2 separate regions of the Homo sapiens genome follow, and region 1 is linked to region 2. A link is an interaction called in ENCODE POLR2A ChIA-PET data of the cell type or tissue named here. Cell type or tissue: CD4-positive, alpha-beta T cell. All regions are shown on one strand.

Region 1 (5,000 bases), 210 kb after region 2:
CTCCCGTCCCACGTAAATAATTACAAACAGAGCACATGACCCCTGGCGGTTTCTGAACGCGCCTGGCAACAGCTCCACCACCTGCTGTTTGGAAAGTCAGATTCACAGAAGCTACAATTACAGACTGTCAGCTGGGTCTTTTCATGGCTGGGGACCGGAGGCCAAAACTTACAGCCCCTAACTCCTAGCTCAGTGCTCTTTCCACTTCATCTCCCCTGCCACCTGCCAGACAATTTACACAAACAGCCCATGTGATGGGTGCCAGTGCAGAGATCTGGGGGGCCTTCTACGCTTGTATATCTCTACCTAGGGAACCATCTGTCTCGTGCTGTTTTTCTCCAGGCTCTGTCAAGGGTCTCATGACTCCACAGCTGGGAGAAGGGAGGGTGGGGGCAAAGAGAAAGAAAAAGAGGGTGGCAGAGAGGAAGGAAGGGGGAGGGATGGGAGAAAGGAAGGAGAAAAAGCTTCTTGGGGGTTGGCTGCTCTTTTGAAAGTGCACTCACACTTCCTCCCATTTCCTGTGGGCGGCCAGAGGCCTGAACACAGCTGCTCTGCTGCCTGGGGCCTGACAAAGGGAGTCCAGACCGCACCCAGCTCATCCACTGCCCCATCTTTTAGCTCTGCCTAACCCCTCAGCCCCATTCTGCTGAGTCCTTGAGGCCACCTCCACCAAAAGCTACTGCGCATGGCTTTATTTATCACAGATTTTCAAGTTCACAAGCAAAACACAGGGAGGAGTTGAAAAAGTACTTCACGGCTGGGAACAAGCCAGGGCTGTCCCTCATCAGGAAGAAGTCTTAAAAAGTGATTTCCTATTTTCAATTCCATGAGGTAATATAAGTAAAAAGAACCCCAGCATGGGCTGGCGCCAGCCTCATGCCGACCTACCTGCTGGGCTGGCCTGGGCCTCCTGTGAACAGAACTGGGGCAAAACATCTAACTCCGTCCACCCTTAGTTATTCTCTAGAGGCCATGAAATCTGAATTCCCATTTCCCAGAAAACCACTGCCAGGCCAGCACAAACGCCCCCTGCACTTGGTAGTTATGTTCCTCGCTGTTAATTAAGGAGCTGGCAGGCGGGTGCACACAGCACTCCCCTGCCACTCTGCCCAGTGCCCAGATAGCACAGAGGACCACTCGACAGAAGGAATGTTCTCAGCCCAGGCTGGCACCAACGCAGGTGCTCCTGAGGCCCAGCCAACAACAACTTCACCCAGGGCTCGTGAACTGGGGCAGGAAGCACCTGGCCAGTGACCCCCGTCCAAAGGACTGAGTTCACATCCAAGCTCCTCCACCCCAAGACCCACCATCCCAAATGCCACCTGCACAGAGGGCTGGCTCGAGGCCAGGCCCCATAAGGTGAGAGGGCAGAGGGCTGAGGGCAGAAAAGTCGTACTGTGTTGCCCACGCCTGCCCCCGTGACTCAGCGACGAATGGGCATGGCTCAGTATGTGTTTGTGGGATGGCTGAGTGCAGGGAGCTTTCTGCTTCTGCTCTGTCATTGCTTCTCTATCTGAGCAGCTCCCAGAAGACCAAGAACTGGTCTAGATTAGAGGCAGTGGTCAGTGGCCTGTGGCCAGATCCTGCAACAGATGAGAACCATCTGGGCCTTACTGGGCTTTTAAAAACACATGAATTAGTTGCTGATGTTTAAAAGTCAGGAGACCTCAATTATATAAAAGCAAAGGCAAGTAAACAAGTGACCCAAGAAAGAAAAAAACGTAGGGGGTGGGAAGCTTGTTTTCTTTCTTTTTAAATCAAAAGATGTGGCCCCCCGGGCCTCCATTCCTGCATAGTAACAGGTGCCCCTTGAGACAGGTTCCACACTCTTCAGTCTGCCGGGGGCCTCCAAGCCTGCTTCACTGGCCTGTCACCTGCTGGGCTATGCAGCCTTTTTGTGTTCACACTTCACCGTCTAGGGTTAGCTGGTGAGTCAAAAATGCTTCGTGGGCTCTTCCAGTCTTGCCCCAGTCCCCAAAAAGCCCATCCTCCTGCTCCCCGGAACTCAGCATTGTGGCCTCTGCTTTTCAAATATCTAACAGTAACTTGAACTTGAGACAAAAGTTCCTTTTCCCTACTGGACAGGAACTCGGGACAGGAACTCGAATTTCTCTGGAGGCAATCCTGGTTATAGAATGGAGATCTAACAGCAGCGTGCCACCCGCACATTGTTCATTATTCACAGAATCTAAATGCATCAGGAACCACATTATACTGCCTGCAGTAACACCCTAGCAAACATTAACAGCATGTGCTGCTCCGACACCACAGAAGCACCGCTTTGATGGTGCTCCCTTCTCTTTACCACACCCACATTTCCATGTCTTAATGCCTGCAAGCCCCAGAAGACAACAATCCTGACGTCAACCCAAGAGAAGAAATGGGCTCAGGGAGTGACGTGTGGCTAAGAAAGTCATACCCACAAGCCAGACTGTGGTCAGGTTTCCAGATCAGGCTGCAAGGCCCTCTGCTTCCTAAACACTTCCCTTGAAGGGCTCATTTGGGCAAAGGCACTCAATCTCTAGGAGCCTTGTGGCTAGGTGCTTCCTGCCCCAGTTCAAGCGCATTCTCTGGGTCAAGGTCAATGACAATCACAGCCTGAGCCCTGACCTTGTTTCCATGAAGCGCAGGATGTCCTCGGGTCTCAGGCACTTCTCCTGCTGGTAATATGCATGTGGCAGGAACTGAAACCGCAGCTGGTACACCTGGAATTTGTTCTGTTTTTCTTCCATACAGAAGGACTCCTGGACGTCAATTTTCTGCAACACCTGGAACCAGACGGACAGAGAGAACTTGACTTGTTCAGGTCCTAGGTGACTGCGCAATGTGAGTGGGTTACGAGACCCAAGGGTTTACAGAGATAGCAGCTGAGACCACAGGCCAAACCCCAAAGAAACCCTGGTGAGCTATACTGGTGTGGATCTGCTGGGGGGCCCACAGCCTGCAGTCACCTCCAGAGAGTGGCCTGAACCTCCTAGGAGTGGCCTCAGCAGAGCGGGTAGGCAAACTCAGGAAATGGTTTATTTTTCAGGCACAGGAGGATGCTGTGGAACTAATGACTCTCTTAAAAGCTTCCTGATCCATCTCTGCTCAGCACCTGGCAGAGACAGCTTATCTCTCATTGGTGGGAATCTGAGCCTAGGGTCAGAGCAGTAAGCAAAGCCTGTTCTTCACACATGGGGAGGATATAGGAACATGCCTTCACCCCGTCTGCAACCTGGGAAGGAGAGACGTTACCTCCCCCAAGCACACCCTGGTGAGTTGCTTCTTCAGGCTTTTCACTCTCTTCAGGGCTTTCTTGGTGTTGAGCACGGGCACGCTCATCATGGGTGTCTTGATGTTGGCGCTGGCCACCATGAGAATCTCCCGCAACCTGTCACAGAATAAGGGCACATCCAATCATGAGTGGCAACCAGACCTTCTGTTTGGGTGCAGCTTCTCCTAATGATGTCAGAGTTCTTTTGGAATCTGAGAGAGGCCTGGGGATCTCACAGGGATAATATGCTAGATCAGAGAATCCCAGCTCTGGCCTCGTGTGCAACAGTAAGGGACTCCCCTGTCAGTTTCCTCCCTGGAGGGCCCACTCCTTGTGCTCAGGGCTTTGTCTGATTCTTGTTTCCTATCACCTGTGCCTTGCAAACAACAGGTGCCTGCTGACGCTTACTGAATGAACAAGCGATGCAGGGAAGGCAACTAGCACCCACAGTGCTCCTGCTGAGCTCAGCCAGCCCTCACTGCCTGGATGTATAGTGGGTCCCAGCCTCTGGCCTTCCACAGAAGGACCCCCTGAGGTTTGGAAAGTGAGGTACCTGTCCAGAGTCTTTCTGCTAGAAAAAGGCAGGGCCAGGGACTGAATGCAGATGGGTCTGACCCCACACTCATTCCCCTTGTCCAGCACATATATTTACCTGAAGGGCCAGGGCCCAGGGCCACGTGGGGGCACGTTCTATGTGAATGGCTCCCCTGGAGTTGGGCAACCAGGCACCTTGTGTGGGGCTTGTTAACAATGTACGTTCCTGAGTCCTTCCCCCAGCAGTGTGCAGTCTCACAGGCATCCCCAGGAACGTGGATGCAGGAGTTGGCAGAGGAATAAATGGAGATCCTACCAGGCCTGGGCACCAAAGAAACCAGCTGGGCTCTGGAAATTCTAACCCTGATCCCCACTTTAATGAGACCCTGTCCCTCTCTCACACAGACACACTCTCTCATTCACACACACTCACTCACCCCCTCTCATTAAATGGCCCCTTCTCCAGGAGAGGCTAGGACAGACCCCACCCTGTGCTCCCTTGTGCCCCACACCTTGGAATGCCCAGGGTGACGTTCATCTCGCCTCTGCCTGCAAAGTGGAAGGTGTTGAGGGTCATCTGGGTGGAGGGCTCTCCGATGCTCTGGGCAGCCAGCAGGCCCACAGCCTCGCCCGGCTCACACAGTGAGCGCTGCCACTTCAGCTGCAGCAAGGTCCTCAACCTAGAGACGGTGGTGGGGGGTCAGGGTGGGGGTTGTGGCAGGGGTCAGGAGCAGACACCACAGACTGTCAATGCTGCCCGAAACCAGAAAACTGAAACCTCTACCTCTTTCTGGACTCGTTTTTCCTAGGCAAAAGATCCCTCTAATCTTCAAATTCCCACCAGTGACCCTGAGATGTCCTCAAATTACACAGCACAGATCCCAGCTGGGTGGCTGAAGCTCTAGACATTCATGCTTGGACTCCTCATGTTTGCCCCCAGAATGTCACATATCCACTCTGGGACTGTTACCACAAGCCCCCTAAGCAGGAGAATTTCTGGGTTCATTATTCACTTTTTCCTTTATCCATTCTTTCTTCTCAATTATGACAATTTGGAGACAGTTTAAACCTCCTGCTATAAAAATTAGAAAGAGGTTCACTAGGCCATTATGGGGATGGGGGTGATGAGAGTGTTTATATTTTTAGTTAGTGCAAATGGCTGCAGACCACATCAGAAGTATTCATGCCGCACGATTCTGTAATTTACTAA
Region 2 (5,000 bases):
GATGTCCCCATGAACATTCATGTACAAGTTTTTGTGTGGACATGTGTTTTCATTTCTCTTGGACATATGCCTAGGAGTGGAATTGAGTCACATGGTAACTTTATAACCATTTGAGGAACTTCCAGACTGTTTTTCAAAGTGGCTACACCATTGTACATCCCCACCAGCAATGTACAAGGGTTCCAGTTTCTCCACATTTTTTTCAACTTTTTTTTTAATCATTTGACTTTTTTTTGAGACAGAGTCTCACTCTGTCGCCAGGCTGGAGTGCAGTGGCGTGATCTCAGCTCACTGCAACCTCCGCCTCCTGGGTTCAAGCGATTCTCCTGCCTCAGCCTCCCAAGTAGCTGAGACTCCAGGTATATGCCACCATGACCAGCTAATGTTTGTATTTTTAGTAGAGACGGGGTTTCACCATGTTGGTCAGGATGGTCTTGATCTCTTGACCTCATGATCCACCTGCCTCAGCCTCCCAAAGTGCTGGGATTACAGGCATGAGCCACCGTGCCCGGCCTCATCTGACTTTTTAATTAAAGCTACCCTAGCAGACATGAAGTGATATCTCATTATGGTTTTGATTTGTATTTCTCCCATGGCTAATAATATTCAGGACCTCTTTATGTGCTTATTGGCCATTTGTATATCTTTTTTAAAGAAATATCTATTCAGATCCTTTGCTTATTTTTGAATTGGGCTATTTGTCTTTTTATTCTTGAGTTGTAATTGTTCTTTATATATTCTAGATACAAGCAACTTATTATGTTTATAGTTTGCAAACAATTTTTTCCCATTCTTTGGGTTGTCTTTTCACTGTTTTGATAGTGTCTTTTGAAGCCCCAAAGTTTTTTATTCTGATGGCTGGTTTATCTGTTTTTTTCTTTAGTTGCTCATGCTTTTGGTGTCAATCTAAGAATGCAGTGCCAAATCCAGGGTCATAAGGATTTATCACTATGTTTTCTTCTGTGACTTTTATGATTTTAGTTCTTCTTTATAGGTCATTGATCCATTTTGAGTTAGTTTTTTTATACAGTGTGAAATATGGATCCAACTTCATTCTTTTGCATGTGGAAATTCAGGTGTCCCCACATCATTTGCTGAGGGGACTATTCTTTTTCCATTGAAAGAAGTTGGCACTCTTGCTCAAAATCAACTGGCCATAGATATGTGGGTTAATTTCTGGGCTCTCAGTTCCATTCTGTTGATGTATAGATCTGTCCTTATGCCCATACCACACTGTTTTGATTACTGTCATTTTATAGCAGGTTTTAAAATTGGGTAGCATAAATTATCCAACTTTTTCAAGATTTCTTTAGCTATTTGTGTTTTCTTGCATTTTCATATGCATTTTAAAAGCAACTTGTCCATTGCTGAAGTCGAAATTTTGATAGGGATTGCATTGAATTTGGAATCTGGGAGTATTGCTATCTTAATAATGTTAAGTTTTTCAATCTATAAACATGGGATGTCTTTCCACTCATTTAGATCTTCTTTAGTTTTCAACAATATTTTGTAGTTTTCAGAGCATAAGTTTTGTACTTCTTTTGTTAAATATGTTCATAAGTATCTTTCTGATGCTAATATAAATGAGTTTTTTTTTAAGACAAAGTTTTGCTCTGTCACCAAGGCTGGAGTGCAGCGGTGTGATCTCAGCTCATTGCAACCTCTGCCTAACGGGTTCAAGTGATTCCCCTGCCTCAGTCTACTGCGTAGCTGGGATTACAGGTGCCCACGACCACACCCAGCTAATTTTTTGTATTTTTAGTAGAGACAAGGTTTCACCATATCGGCCAGGCTGGTCTTGAACTCCTGACCTCAAGTGGTCCACCTGCCTCGGCCTCCCAAAGTGCTGAGATTACAGGCTTGAACCACTGTACCCAGACTGGAATTGTTTTCTTAACTTCATTTTTTATTTGCTCATAACTACTGTATAGAAATAAACTGATTTTTGTACACTGATCACATATCCTTGTAAACTTGCTAAACTCATTTATTAGTTTAATCATTTTCAGTGAATTCCTTAGGATTTTCAACGTACAAGATCATGTTATCTGCAAATGAAGACAATTGTACTTCTTCCTTTCCAATATGGATGGCTTTTACTTTATTTCCTTGCCTCATTGCCCTGGCTGGCCTCTTTAGTACAATGTTGAACAGAAGCTGTGTGAACAGACATCCTTGTCTTGTTCCTGATCTTCTGGGGAAAGCATTTTGTGTTTCAGCATTGAGTGAAAGCCCTTTAGCTGTGGCCTTTTCTAGATGTCCTTTAACAGGTTGAGGAGACCGAGTTCTTCAGAGGAGGAGCTGTGTCAGCTCTGAGGTGACGCACAGCATTGTCAGCTTTCTGAGTCTGAGGTCCCGGCTGGCTGGGAGGAGATGATGTCCTGAAGGATGTGGACATGATGGGCTGGGGCTCTGGGGACTTGAGGGGAGTCCCCGCTGCAGACCTGGGTATGGGAATAAAAAGGCAATATCAAAGGCAGTAATTGGACCCGTGGGAGTGGACCATCTCGGGAAGAGAAAAGAGCATCGGGGCAGAGATGTGGGAGAGGGGAGGGGAGCCCGAGAAATGGTCAGAGAAGGAGGAGAAAATCCAGACTGTGCAGGGAGGAGAGAAGTGCCCCAGCAGCTGAAGACGGTGCCAGAGCCTACTGGCTGGGGGGACCTTGCAGAAGAATGGGCCAGACCCACTGGGGGCCACCTGGTAGCCCGGCGCTGAGAGCTGTGCACGCGGCCTCACAACACCAGGTGGCGCGGTGGACCATTGTAACAGCCACTCCTCTTAGCCCTGGTGGTTTCTTTTCATTAACGACAAATGAAAGAGCTGGGGCCTCGCCAAGCCCCTGTTCAACCGATGGAACCTCTGAGAGGGGCTGTGACCTTCCTGAAAGCATTACAGGGGCATTGTGGCAAAGGTGGGGCTGCCTCCTGGCCTCCTGGCTCCTGTCCCAGGATCTCTCTCCAGTCACCCCTTACCTACCCCAAAGGGATCTAGAAAAGTGGCTGGCGGAATACCCGGTCAGAAGGCAGCCTGGAAGGACTTGAGGTCCACCAAACCCGTCTAGGTCCCCAGCACCACCTGCTTTTCAGTGTTGCCTGCGGTGAGATCACCTTCCTCAGCTTTCCCATCGATTCTCTGCTCCCAGTTCCCCACTCCCCATTCTCTTTCCACTCAGAGCCACATGATTTTCAGTTTAAGCTGAATTGAGTCACTCTCCGCGCCCCCCCCGCCCCTGTAACATCCCTCAGGGGCTCCAAATTGCTCCTTACCCCTACATTCATCTCCCTCATCGCAGCCACACCCTGAGCCTATGCTCACTTTGTGATTTGGTTGTTAAAGCATGTCCTGCTTTAACAACCCTTCTCGAAAGCTGCTAGTTTTGCCTGGAACGCTCCTCCTGCCCTCCTGCCGGCCCCCTAATTAGCATTTTGGTCTCAGTTTAGACTCACCTGGTTTTCCTGGTGCGCTCCCGTGGTGCGCCTCCCCTTTGCTTTGACACCGCCTTTGTCATGTTGACTTGTTTAGCATCTTTTCCCTCTAGACTGAGGATCCAGAACAGTAGGCAGGGTCCATGTTAGGTGCAGCCTGTCATCAGCGCCCAGCCATGGCTCTCTGCAGGCCATGGGAACTAAAGGTGGCGGTGCTGGCAGGGCAGGATAGGAGGTGGCGCCAGGAGCCACAGGGCAGTATTTCGAGGACAGCCCTGCTGGGTACTAAGATACAGCCAAGAGTGTCTGGAATGATGGGCAGAGCATCAACTGGTTTCAGAGTTTGAACAAATGGTGTTCAGAACAGCATGTTCTGCCAGAATGGTCAGCCAGACTGCCAGGACTGAGGGTCCTACAGAAGGACCCCCTTTGTCATTCTCACTTCCGTATTCCAGAACCGGGGGTATTTTAGTGTGTGGGAAAATAAAGCAATCGTTGAGTTCGATTTCAGTCCCAAGTTTTGGAAAACGTGTGGGTGCATCTGCAGTAGATAGGTCTCAGCACGGCCTTTGTTCCAACCCAGTCAGAACTCAACCAGAATTGGGGCCAGTAGATCCTTGAGCCAGACAATGACAACATGGAGGTACCCATAAAGCCTAGGGGTGACAAGCACCCAGCCATGCCATTCCTGTGGATACGAGGGTTGTTGGCCCATAGGACAAACTCTTCACAACATTTCCCTCTCCCTTCCCTCTTGCAGCTAGTTGCATCAGTGGGTGGTAATAGAGGTTCTGAATTTTCCCAGTGCATGGGCGGGACGGCTGAGGGGCTCCATGAATGCAAGTTTATTACACAAAGGAAGTCACCTATCTCTTTATGTACATAGAGACTTCCAGAAGGCTAAAGAAATAAAAAATGATCTAAATGAGCTTTTCTCCTTTGTATTTCATATTTCAGTGTTACAAATATATAAAATCTTTTTTTGGGGGAGTATTCAAACTTGGACAATACAAATTAGGCAGTCCAGGGGCTGGGCATGGTGGCTCACACCTGTAATCCCAGCATTTTGGGAGGCCAAGGTGGGTGGATCACTTGAGGTCAGGAGTTCAAGACCAGCCTGGCCAACATGGTGAAACCCTATCTCTACTAAAAAAATACAAAAATTAGCTGGGCGTGGTGGTGGGCACCTGTAATCTCAGATACTCAGAAGGCTGAGGCAGGAGAATCACTTGAACCTGGGAGGTGGAGCTTGCAGTGAGCCGAGATGGTGCCATTGCACTCCAGCCTGGGCAACAGAGCGAGACTCCATCTCAAAATAAATAAATAAATAAATAAATAAATAAATAAATAAAAATTAGGCAGTTCTTTGTTTCTGCAGGAAGCTTTGACTCTGACAAACAGGAACAAGACTGTGGTCTTTGAATCTGGCTCTTTACCTCCAGCCAGAATCTCCTCAAAATCGTTATCCCAAACTTGCCCACTTCCTGAAGACAGATGATTCTTTCTTGTGGGGAAGTACAATGCAGGAAGTGGGCAAGTTTGGGATAACGATTCTCTGCTAAATGGATTGAAAT

The links. ChIA-PET counts read pairs that join two places held together with the same protein. Peaks named below come from ENCODE experiments on the same cell type or tissue, not always from the same donor. Only the 100,000 strongest peaks of a DNase experiment are listed, where the experiment ranks them.
Region 1: POLR2A ChIA-PET joins it to region 2 with 17 read pairs; 12 of 35 experiments call an interaction of 5 or more read pairs at or near these places.

What each region holds. Positions count from the first base shown.
Region 1 is chr2:86,036,090-86,041,089 of GRCh38, forward strand. It overlaps POLR1A (RNA polymerase I subunit A), which reads right to left. Exons shown (of 34, transcript NM_015425.6): 25 at 4,303-4,470; 26 at 3,238-3,373; 27 at 2,611-2,768. Among named protein-coding and RNA genes, the nearest start is that of POLR1A, 67 kb to the right of the region's middle. RefSeq lists a silencer at 560-609 and an enhancer at 3,238-3,368. In CD4-positive, alpha-beta T cell, a CTCF peak has its summit at 5; DNase peaks (open chromatin) are centred at 32, 552, 1,432, 2,372 and 4 weaker places; H3K4me3 peaks cover 734 bases; H3K27ac peaks cover 4,780 bases.
Region 2 is chr2:85,824,834-85,829,833 of GRCh38, forward strand. LOC284950 (a long non-coding RNA gene) reads left to right here. Exons shown (of 3, transcript NR_038888.1): 3 at 1-1,955. Among named protein-coding and RNA genes, the nearest start is that of MIR6071, 44 kb to the left of the region's middle. In CD4-positive, alpha-beta T cell, CTCF peaks have their summits at 2,723 (motif pointing right) and 2,932; a DNase peak (open chromatin) is centred at 2,758; H3K27ac peaks cover 300 bases.